Linked DNA regions of Homo sapiens: region 2 is linked to region 1. Evidence: chromatin contacts called from ENCODE Hi-C or POLR2A ChIA-PET data. All regions are on one chromosome and are shown on one strand. Each heading gives the region's core, a stretch centred on a gene start or an enhancer-like site at or near the end of the contact. The rest is flanking DNA. Distances are from core to core; before and after follow the strand shown.

Region 1 (6,040 bases), core at 2,648-5,147:
TGATCACTGAGGATGGATATGGTTAGGAATTCAACAATAATGAAGTGCAAAAATGCCATGTACTTTCCATAGCCAAATAAAACAGTGATATTTAGACTTTAATTCTTTGTAATTTGGTGTTGTGTACAGTATGGCTAACTTTAATATATAACTAATGGTTTTTAGCTCCACTTCATCTTCAGCCTACATCTATAGTCCTTCTTCAATCCTCCTCATCTTTAGCCAAACATTTTTTTTTGGCACTCTGCTCCATGTTTTGGGTAGATATATTTCTTTGAATTTTCCTCAATAGTCAGAAGACTGCATTTATGAAGTGACCCCAAAAGCTTGTGGATAACAAATTGGAAAAGTAAGCATTTAGTCAGAGACAATGAATTCCACTTTGGTCCTGTAAGAGAGTACGTGACCCTGCCAGAAATTATAATAGATAGAAGCAAACCATTTTTAAAACATTGCCCCTTTTCAAATATTCTGTTTAGTTTATGCAAGTTTATTTTATAAGAAGAAGATAGGGCCAATTTTTCTTTCTTCTGAACCAAATGAATGACTCAAATTATATCAATAGTTGTCTCATTCTTTACACCACCAATTTATGTCTTCTTGGGGAATCAAAAGTAACAGAGGAAAGAACGTGGGTTTTCCAGACAGAGAGATCTGGCGGAAATTTTACTCTATCCTAGTGGGAAAGTTATTTAGTCTTAATAAGTTCGAGTGATCATGCCTATAATTAGGGTAATAGTGACTGCTAGGATTTTTAAATATATTTGTAAATACTCTTGTAAAATATATCCATAGATATGTATGATTGTTATATAGTATATATACATATAAAAATTGTTTTATACATACACACAAATACAATGAAATCTAAGTCACAGGGCTCAGCACAGGTAAAGCACTAGATAAACTAGAATTTGTTCAATGTGGCTCCTGAATCAAATGACAATTTGTTAACCAGAGTCTTGTCCTCAAGTCATGAGAACTGTTATTTCTCATCTCATTTGGCCTTCAGGATTCATGTATACACTGAATGAGAAGATACAAATGACCATCTCCTGCATTAGAATTCTAAGCCTATCACTTGGGACACTTACCAAATGCTATTCCTGGTTATTTAGATTAGAAAGGAAATAAAGATGTCAGAGATTATCACTGTATATTATTTTGGTAGTTACTATAAAAAACAATTATCCCTCATTTTCCCTCAATTCAGAAAGAAATACTCTTCATAAAATAGGCACATATCAAAGATAACTACCTCGAACAGAACATCAACTTATTTATATAGATACATCAAATGCTTTTTAAAAGACCTTACATGATTTTTAAAAGGATTCTTTGATTTAAGAAAATACAAGAAGTAAATTGGGAAATAAGCAAATACATTAAAAAGCTCATTTTCTTTCACATCAACAAATGAACTAAATATTTTTTAAAAGCAGAGAAGAAATCTCTTATTTTATGGAACCATAAAATGAGGTTTTGCTTGTGAGTCATCTTCTACAGACCTAAGTAAAAAAATATTTGGGGCATATATTTAAAATGATGATGTGGTTCAGTCTTTAAATGAAAAAAAAAGTCAATTATTTATCTTGTTGCATTGTCATATATCAAAGTCACGTGAAATGTGATTACAATTCAGAAATATCGGTGCTGAAACATTACTTGTTACTTTAAAATATTCAGAGTAAGCTTATAGTTTTTATCCTATCTATTATTACATATTTTTGAAAATTGATAATAATGGAGATGGGGTCACCATAACAACAATTTATTAGTTAAATTGAATTAATGTATGTGCTTTAATTAAATATGCTAAAAAAGTCTTTGATTTCCTAAAATGTACATTACTCATGACAGCATTTGGAAATTTTAAATTTCAAAAACTTAGTCCAACGACTAAAAATACATTATAAATATGACAATAACTCCATCCACAAGCAAATTAATTTCATTTTACCTTATTTTTATTTTAGTTCTTCATTAAAGTTTTGACTAAAATAGAAAATCACAGTGCCTACTACATAGTTGGTGAACACAAAAAATAATTTTAACTGTTTCCTGAAACATTAATACAGTTCTGTAATATTTTAATGACCTTTCTGAACATTCTAAGCAACTCTGTAAGAAAGCAAAATTGATATACAGTGTGGTTAAATTTTTCGTAATTTATTTTGATTGAAAAAATATCAGTGCATACATAGTTTACTTTAAATATTAACAATCTACTTTATTTTTCAAAAATTCTTGGAAATCTTTTTTATTGTGTAAATTTAAGATGTACATGTTTTAATATACATATACATAGTGAAGTATAATGATCTACTTTTAAAGTCTACAATTAGTGTTTACTTATAATTAAATATGATTAATTTAGCCAGTTGGCTCCTGGTAGTATCTCCAGTAATAGAAAATTATCATAAACCAATATATCTTGATTGCAACAGCCTGTACCTTTATTGTCTGTTCAGATTCTTTTCACATCAGGTCTATAATGAAAAGCTAAGTCACAAATAGAGGTATTAGAAGACACACAAAGGGGCCACTGTTCCCTGGAACAAATCAAATTTTCAATAACTCATAGGTAATTTGAGGACTTCCCTTATATAATCACCCAACAAACAATTAAATTCTATAGATTTTTCATCTAACAGTCCAGTAAGGGGTTCTTAATATACATAACCCATAAAATAAATTAAAAGTAAATCAAAGCATATGTTTAAAGTCCTTGATTCATGAAGAAACCAGTTGGAAAACGCTGAAGTCCGAATTAATGTCAAATATTTATACTCTTGGGTTTGGCAGCAGAGGTGGGTTCTCAGGAGAGACAGCACATTCCAAATGATGTTTTCTATTCTTCTCTCAACCCCACTCATAAAATGCCTTTCTGTTACACAGTAGGATCACTGCTTGATTAATAAACACAAGCTGATGTTTAACGTTAACTGGTAGTACATAGAGACGAGAATTATCACTCATCTTTACTTAAAAACAAAACTTAAGCAAGATGCTTAGGCAGTGGTACTTCTGCACCAGAGTCCTTTGCATTTCTCAAAGGAAACAAACCTAAGAATGTGATTGAAATGGGGAATCGGAGAACAAATGGGCACATAACACAGGAAAGCTCAGAGGGGGCTGTCTCCAAAACAGAGTAAACCAGTTGTGTGGACAGTGATGCTGGCATAGCTCAGGGATATGCCAAGCCCCGATGTGTTTGCTATTTTTTGCTGATACTGGGAGCCTAACTGAAGAAAGGGGACTTTGAGGAGCCTAACATTGGCTTCTCTTTATTTAATGCGCCTTTAACCAAGCGGAATTCGCTCTATGCCGACTCCAGTGGGGAGCCTTCAACCCCGAATCTGATCTATCTGCCTTAAATCCGTGAGTTTTCACCGCGATCTCAAACCCCGGATGCCAAGAGAGGAGATCAATGCCAACACGAGATTGCATGCTCCTCTGACTTTTGTTTGCTTGGGTTTTCATTTTAGACAGACACTCTTATCCTCTTTACAGAGCCTAGAAAGATTGCGAATAGCCCGATCCCTCATCAAGACAGCCCCAATCACAGCCACACAGAGCGTAAAGAAACCCAACTCTGTTCCCAGGGTCATGTCACAGAGCCGCATCTCCGCGGGTGACCGCCTAGACCTTTCCTTACGTTGAACTGCTTGTGCGCGGAGCAAGGGGAAAAGCATCTCTTTCAATTCCTCCCGAGGCCACTCTTTCTTTATGGACCCACCTGCATGGGCGCTTCGTGTCTCATTGTTGGCAAATGTCCTTTCTCTCTGGCTAGGACCGCACTGGTCTGGGCTTCCGGTCAAGCGTGCACAGTCCCGGCGCTCCACGCTCCACACTCTGCACTCTTGGGGTTCGCTAACCGGCTCCAACATCAGCACTGGAGCTGTCCTCTCCTGGCGCCGCACACGCGTACTGCCGAGGAGCCCCGTGCACTCCTGGGAGCTGTAGTCTCGCCCTCCGGGTGTTCCCGGCAAACGGGCGAGCGGTGAACTACAACTCCCGGCAAGCAAGCAAACCATTAAACAGGCTCGATCCGCCAGTCGGGCTCGGCCGCGGAGCCTCCCTACTCCTTTCCAAACGCTCCTGGGTTACCTCTCCCAGTCTCCCCTGCTCTTTTCCTCGCCAGGGGCAGGCGAATGTGACCCCAGCTTATCTCAGCTGGAGATTTTTCTTTGCTAACTATCGCCTTCGGAAGTAGATGGTGATTTTCTGATTAGGAAACAACACTACCTTGTGCTAATTTCCAATGCAAACGAAGCCAGAGCTGGTCTCTGGGACTCTCCGCCCTACCCCTCCCCATCCGAATCGGGAAAGTTTCTACGTTTCCTTAGGCAGAGTGGGGCAGTTTTACAATCTCATTCACCAAACGTAGGGGAGAAAGACGATTAACGGTACACACATAAGGAAAGTGGTTTATCCGCATAATTGCACTGAGAAGTCGCGCGCGCGTACATAGTCACACACACAACCCGCACACCGAAGTGCGTGAAAGCGAGATTTCTGGCTAAGCACCCCAAGGAACTCCTTTCGCCTGCTTACCTTTCCATACAGCTCCATTACAACTCGAGGTTCAGAAATTCTCAAGTGCCCTCGCTACAAAGGAGGTTAGGGCTCTACGTAGGAAGCGGGGCTAAAATGAAAAGGCACAACACAATAGAAGGGGTAGGGGTGGCGTCTGGCGGAGAGAAAAAGGAGGGATGTGGAGAAGACAGCTGATTTAGATGGAGGGCTTCTTTCCTCTGGAGGGAAAGCGTGGAATCCAAGCTGCAGCTGCAGAGAAAGGGCTCAGTCTCTTAGGAAGTGCCAGGGGCGCGATAGCGCTGGCCAGCCCCTCCCCAGGCCCTCCCCCAGGCACCTTCCGCCGTCATTAGCGCGCACACACTGCCGCTGGCCGCGGGCTGCAGAGCTGATAGGGCACTGGGTTATTTACCCAGAGCAAGCCACATAAAATGAACACATTCATCACCGGAACCCAAAAGCACCGTGACAGAATGAGATGGGAGACCTCTATTAAGTTATCCTGTCCTTTCTTTAACACAAAGTCATTCCTTATATTACAACTATACTCCTCCCAGATTAGTTCAAAAAAATGGTTTTGAAATCTAGGAACTGTACTTTTGTTAGACTTATCCTTTTCCTGTCAGTTGACTGATAGGTATGACTATCCATGTCCTCTGTAACTATCTAGAGACAGCCCTCTCTACTTAAAAGTAAACGTTGATCATCCAGCAAATCAGCCCTGCCTTGTCATGAAGTCAAAATTATAACGGAGGCAGAGTGAAAAAGGAATGATTGTGATATTGGCATGGAGGTATGGAAGGAATAACTTGAATCAGCTTTAAACTTCATTGCAGCAGTAGAACAGAGGTTCTGAAACTTAAACGTACTTGAAAATCTGTTGAGACGGAGGTTAAAGTTAAAATTTTTAAGCCACAGGTAGAGATTGATTCACTAGATCTTTTGAGAGGTCTGGAAATTAGCATTTTAAATAAACACTCCAGCAATTCTGATGCAAGTGGTTCCCTTGCCATAATTTGAGAAACATTGTCTTAAAAGAATCTATGTGTAACACTTTTTCAAAGGTGCAAACCTCAAAAATGTCACGGTATGGACTCAATAATGCAACAGTCTAATATTGGGAACCTACCATATTCAATATTTCCATTAATTTTAGTTGATTGTATTATTTAACAACTCTATAATCTGTCTTCTAATCTTGCAATTAGTGAGAATGTAATGCGATATCACCTAGGTAAGTAGTTTTTATAACTATTCAGAAAATACATTTAAGCCAGGTGTGGTGGAGCGTGCCTGCAGTTATAGTTACCCTAAAGGCTGAGTTGGGAGGATCATTTGAACCTAGAAATTCGAGGCCAGCCTAGGCAACATAGTGAGACACCCCCATCTGAAAAAAAAAAAAAATAGAAAAGGCATATATTTAAAAACATAAACCTCATAGTTGAGAGTAGTGTGATGCTTAGAGAAGTTTCGTGTAAATTAGCTAATAACAAAATGGAAAGTT
Region 2 (6,040 bases), core at 1,854-4,353, 180 kb before region 1:
TTCCCATTTGGAATTCATCTCAACATTGCTCTACTCCATGTAAATTTATACTGTTTTGACTTTTCTTTTGAACCGGTTATAACAGCTACCTAGTTCTCTCATATCACGAGTAAAGAAAATTCTGTAACATATATTCATTTTATATTTGTATGAGAGTCATGATTTTACCTTTTTCCGAAAATTATCTTTTAGGAAATATTGAGTAAAAAACATATTGTAGTTTCCTCAGATGGCTAGTTATTAGTAGGAAAACTCTGTAAAAAGGATAAATGGACACCTATGAAAAGTGAAAATAAAATATTTTCAATTAAGCAAGTCAATTTAATAAGTTATTTATTTATATTTTTGAGACGGAGTTTCACTCTTGTCGCCCAGGCTGGAGGGCAATGGCGCTGTCAGCTCACTGTAACCTCTGCCTCCCAGGTTCAAAGGATTCTTCTGCCTCAGCTTCCCAAGTAGCTGGGATTACAGGCACCAGCCACGACGCCCAGCTAATTTTTGTATTTTTAGTAGAGATGGGGTTTCTCCATGTTGGCCAGGCTAGTTTTGAACTCCTGACCTCAGGTGATCCACTTGCCTCGGCCTCCCAGAATGCTGGGATTACAGGTGTGAGCCACAGCACCAGGCCCAATTTAATATGTTATTAATTAAATTTCAGGAAGAAAAGAAAATCCTGCAAAATAATACACTACGTCTTTAAATATCCCACTGACGAGATGATACTAACAGGAAGTAACAACCATTGTCTAGATCTTCACTGTCCAATATGGTCACCTTCAGCCACTCATGGCTCCTAAGGGTTTGCACCATGATTTGTCCAAATTGCAATGTGCTGCACATATAAAGTACACACCAGATATTGAAGACTTAGTACAAAAAAGTAGCTCATTAATTTTTATATTGATTATATGTTGAAATGATAGCTTTTTAGATAAACTGAGTTAAATAAAATACATTTAATTTTACCTATTTTTTTTTTTTTTGCTTCTAAAAGTGGCTGCTAGGGAACCAAAAATAACATATGTGGCTCAGATGATGTTTCTATTAGTCAATGCCATACTAGCAAATTAAGTGAAAAAATTTAATATTATTTTACTAAACATTATTGACATATTCTTGGGCTTCATATCTATGCTAGAGAAAAATAAAATAAAGAGAAAAGAATGATCATAAATTGAAGAGCAGGTACCTGGGAATTCATACAAAATTAATATGCTTTCTTTTATGAATAGTCACACAACATTTGACTGTCATCACTTACAGTATATAAAGACAGAAAAGATAATGAAACAGCTGCATTAAACAACTTAAAAATCAATGAGCATTTATTTGGTTTTGTTGTACCTTGTGTCCCTGATGGAAGGCAAGCAAAGTCTGGAGTGAGTGTGTACATGTGTGTGGGTATGTGTGTGTATGTCAAAGTTCAGGGTTTCCAGGAGGACATAAAAAGAGCTGAGCATTCAAAATGAAGAGATACAAGCTTAGCTAAGCTTTCTAGAGATATGATTGGTTACCTTGGAAACAGTTCAAATTCTTACATCAAACAAGATCCTAGAAGTTGACCTAGATTTTTCAGAACCAGTAACATAATGTATTTAAAATGTTTGTTACCCCCAAATTAAATTTAAAAAATATTTGTGGGATAGCAAATGCTTACTTTTATTAATTGTATAATTTTTATTTGTAAAGAAAGAACACATTATATAACTATCAGGTAAAAAGTCATTAATAGAAGATGAATTTAGCTTTCTCAGGGAATTATCTTCAATATATTTTACTAAAATAAATAATTCCATTGTTTTTTCTGATTTAATTGTAAAAAAATTCAATCAATACAAAAGACTGAAGAATAAAATGTGAAAAGTAGCCTTCCATTTGCAGTTCCAATGCTTTTGTCAGAGATATCCACAGTAAACAATGTGGTATATGGTCTTCTAAATGGTTTGTGCTGTGTGTGTGTGTGTGTGTGTGTGTGAGAGAGAGAGAGAGGGAGAGAGAGAGAGAGAGAAGGAATGTGATCATATATAACTCATGTTCTATAAACTGCATTTAAAATGCACAAATATTGTCTTCCTTTGGGAAATTAAAATGTTTAAGTGATGCTCGTTATCTATTTAACTGGAAGTCTTGCCATCAGCAAATAGACTCCACTGCCTACAGTGCTAATCATTTGACCTCCTGTACTGATGACTGATGTTTTTAGACACACGTGTTCCTGACATGTCTCCATTAACTAGACTGTAAGTTCCTTGGAGGCAGAAATGAAGTTGTTTTCAAGTGCACCATAGCATTTAGCACAGAGATCTGACCATCATGGGCTCTCAAAAACACTTTCTCAATAATCAGTATTTTTCATTTTTATCAGAGTACATTAGCTGATCATATAAGATATTCTAGGTCCTAAACATCAGACAAGAAGAAAGAACAGACTAGTTGTTTAATACCAACTGCTTACATGAATTGGCACTTGATTTTGGGGTGATATTCAGTTAAGTGTTTTGGTGATCCCTTTTTTGAGCATCATGATGCCTAAATGAGGCTTACAGTGAGCCGCCATGCTAAGTCCTTTACATAGATGGGCTTGCTTAATTCTCACAACAATCCTATGGTGTAGGCACTTTTAAACTTCCCATTTTACAGTGAAGAATCTGATGCATCCAAATCATTAAGTAGTGGTGTTGGGAAATGAATGCAGGCATCTAACTTCAGAACTCATATTCTCACATTCCATCCGGGAGCTCATATTCCAAAACTTTCATGACTTTTCTATATGGTCATGGTAGACAACAAGTAAGAGGCTAAATTTTTCATACAAACAAACACCCAAATCTGATGGACAAAAAAAAAATCCATTGCACATTTATCCTATGCATTATGTTGCCATTCACTGGGTCATACCCATCATGATCTAGTGAATGGCAATGGTCCCTTAGTGGGAGGGTCTCAAATAAGGGTGGACGGAACTAGGAGTTAGGATTGGGTAAGGTTTCTTATCTAGGTCAGGGAGACAGGAGAGGAAGGAAAGAACACTTGGCTTGATTCTCTCTGTTGCTCCTGTTAGTTCCACTTCGGCAGTGACATTTTTAGTTTCATTTTTAGTAACGAAGAACAACACTTACTCTGTGGCCTAATTTTCGTCCTGTAAATTTGCCATCAGGTAGTTTATGCTCTTATAGGCCAAATGACTCATCACTAATTAATCAATACCCATGATGCTAAATTTTGACCACAGAGTGAACCAAAGCCAAGTCAACCTGGCTTTCAGTTAATTGGAAAAATTAAATGGGTAAGAGAAGCCAGTTCTTCCAGGTATAAATAATGTGCTTTACAACTCATCTAGTTAAAGGCATCAGCAAAAATGTTTTAATACTAGCAGATTCGAAAACCACTCCATCCTCCTTTCTAATATGTAATTAAAGCTACAGTATGAATGCAAACTTGATAGGACAGAAATAATCTCATACATTACATGTTATAAAGAATTTGATATTAAATTTTATCATGGTTATCTTCTCTTCCGAGGACAAAATGTCTCTTTGGCATGTACCTACTCACTTGTTCCAAAATATTCACTGAGTGTAAATTATGTGCCAGACACTGGGGAGGCAGACAGTGGTGAACTAGGGGATCCAGGTATATGTGCCTAACTTCCTTGTGACGTTGCACCTATTGCATGCACCTGGATGCAGGGAACAGCTTGGGGTCTCTGGCTAACTTACATTTCTCTTTAAGTATCAGCTGCAACTCCAGAAAGGCTTTCTGTCCACTTGCCCCAACCCCACCACATCTGGGTTAGAAACTCCTTCTATAATCTCCCTCAGGACCCTGTACTAACCACTGTGATTACACTGACTACAGTATCTTGCCTAATTACTTGTTTGTATCCTTCACTGAAATGTACATTCCAATGACAGGTATTCCAGTGTCCTGGGACACAGTGCATTTTTATGAAATATTTGTTGAATGTTGGAGGGAGGTAATATTTAGTATAAAGCGGTTTGATTTGGCTATGTTATCATTTGTATCCTGGTGCAGAAGTTACTGATAGGTGGTCACTGGTTTGGAAATGTCAAATCTAAAGGCTGGATCCATGCAGGTGGCAACAGCAGACATGTGCCTAGTTATGAGGCTGCTGGAAACCAACTGGTCAAGGACCATGGAAAAGTATCCAAAAAAAAAAAAGTCCAAGGAACATTTACCCAGTGAAGCACCACTCAAACATTCATGAGAGATCACGATGAAGTGATCCTTCCAGATTTCATTTTACTTTAGTAATCACTGGCCTCTATGTTACTTTGGTCGTCATCCTTTATCTTAGCTCTGGTGTTTATGTTTACTTTTTTCCTTTTAAAACACCTTTCAAAACCTGCAATTCTTCTGATAGTGTATTTATTTCTTTATTATCTTCCCCATTTGATTGCAAATTCCCTAAGGATAGGGACCCTGTTTGTGCTCTCAGTTTCCAGAACGGTTCTCAACACACCAGTGTTTGACAGATCTATTGAAGAAATGAATTAAGGGTTTAACATGCGTATTAAAAAATATTCTTTTAGACTCTAGTCCTCAAATCTCTGTACATAACACATAAACAATATGTCTATATATATGAGGAAAAACAGGTTACATCTGTTTTGCCCACAGTTGTATCACCAGAATAGAGTATGTGGCATATTGTAAGTATTCAATAAATATTCACTAAATAAATGAGTAAATAAACCATTTAATTAAAATTTTATTTCCAATTATAAACTATTGGAAAAAATTTATAGGTCTATATCAATAATAAACAAATAAAGGCCGGGCACCGTGGCTCACGTCTGTAATCCCAGCACTTCGGGAGGCTGAGGCAGGCGGATCACAAGGTCAGGAGATCAAGACCATCCTGACTAACACAGTGAAACCCCATCTCTACTAAAAAAAATACAAAAAATTAGCCGGGCGTGGTGGTGGGCACCTGTAGTCCCAGCTACTTGGGAGGCTGAGGCAGGAGAATGGCGTGAACCCGGGAGGTGGAGCTTGCAGTGAGCTGAGATCGCACCACTGCACTCCAGCCTGGGCGACAGAGCGAGACTCCGTCTCAAAAACAAAACAAAACAAAACAAAACAACAACAACAACAAAAACAAATAAGTAGGGGAGCTTTTGCTTGAAGTAGAATTCTGAGAGCTGATGGCAGATGTGAAGAGAGTGCTGACACTGGAACATCATAATATTGCAACTGTTTTATTAAAGATCAGATCAGGCAAGATTCATCAATGGATGCTAAATCTAGAGGGAAATCTTGATGAGAAACTAGATACTAGCATGTTTTAAACTGTCTCTTTCAGACTATTTATTAGTTGCAGGGGAAAAAAATTATACAATAATTACCTAGTAGGGAAATCAGAAAACACTTGTATGGCTGATTAAAGTTAACATCACCAATGAAGGACAGATGGACGTGATGTGCTTTCAGATGTGATAGCCTGAGAAGGACACAACATCTCCTATGCAACATTCCAAAGAAGAATGCATAACTTGAAAGTGATCACGAAAGGCTATCTAAAAAACCCCAAACGGGAAATGTTTCATTAAAAAAAAGTTGGGGGCGGGTGTGGCAGTAATCCATTCTTCCAAAATGTCAATGTCAGAAAAAAAAGTCAATGTCAGAAAATAAAAAGAAAGGTTGTAGAAGTATTCCCTATTGAAAGTGGGTAAAGAGACATGGCACTTAAATGCTATACCTGATGACAGACTGGATCCTGTACCACAGAGGAAAATGCTATAAAGAACATTACTGGATCAAATGACAATACTGATGTATGAAAGGTAGATAAGAAAAAAGTATTCTATCAATGTTAAATATATTGAAGTTGGAGAAATGCAAATCAAAACCACAATGAGATACCATTTCATGCCAGTCAGAATGGCGATTATTAAAAAGTCAAGAAACAATAGATGCTGGTGAGGTGGTGGAGAAACAGGAACACTTTTACACTGTTGGTGGGAGTGTAAATTAGTTCAACCATTGCTGAAGACAGTGTGGTGATTCCTCAAGGATC

Evidence for each region. A loop is a pair of places that touch in the nucleus more often than their neighbours do. ChIA-PET counts read pairs that join two places held with the same protein, here RNA polymerase II (POLR2A). Pooled maps may share reads with other maps.
Region 2: a loop to region 1 is called in a pooled map, with 3 times the contacts of the local background. The contact joins the enhancer-like site here to the promoter of RAB3C in region 1. A Hi-C loop is called at or near these places in 3 of 50 pooled maps. POLR2A ChIA-PET finds 5 or more read pairs at or near these places in 4 of 52 experiments (HEK293T, SK-N-SH, activated T-cell and 1 more).

Annotation. Positions count from the first base shown.
Region 1 is chr5:58,580,932-58,586,971 of GRCh38, reverse strand. RAB3C (RAB3C, member RAS oncogene family) reads right to left here and starts at 3,897. Exons shown (of 5, transcript NM_138453.4): 1 at 3,740-3,897. The coding sequence starts at 3,763. RefSeq lists a silencer at 3,891-4,090.
Region 2 is chr5:58,756,999-58,763,038 of GRCh38, reverse strand. The region is part of intron 3 of RAB3C (RAB3C, member RAS oncogene family); the gene reads right to left. Among named protein-coding and RNA genes, the nearest start is that of RAB3C, 180 kb to the right of the region's middle. Within about 2 kb of position 3,103, at least 6 of the 41 ENCODE cell types and tissues checked have a DNase peak (open chromatin) inside an H3K27ac peak, as active enhancers do.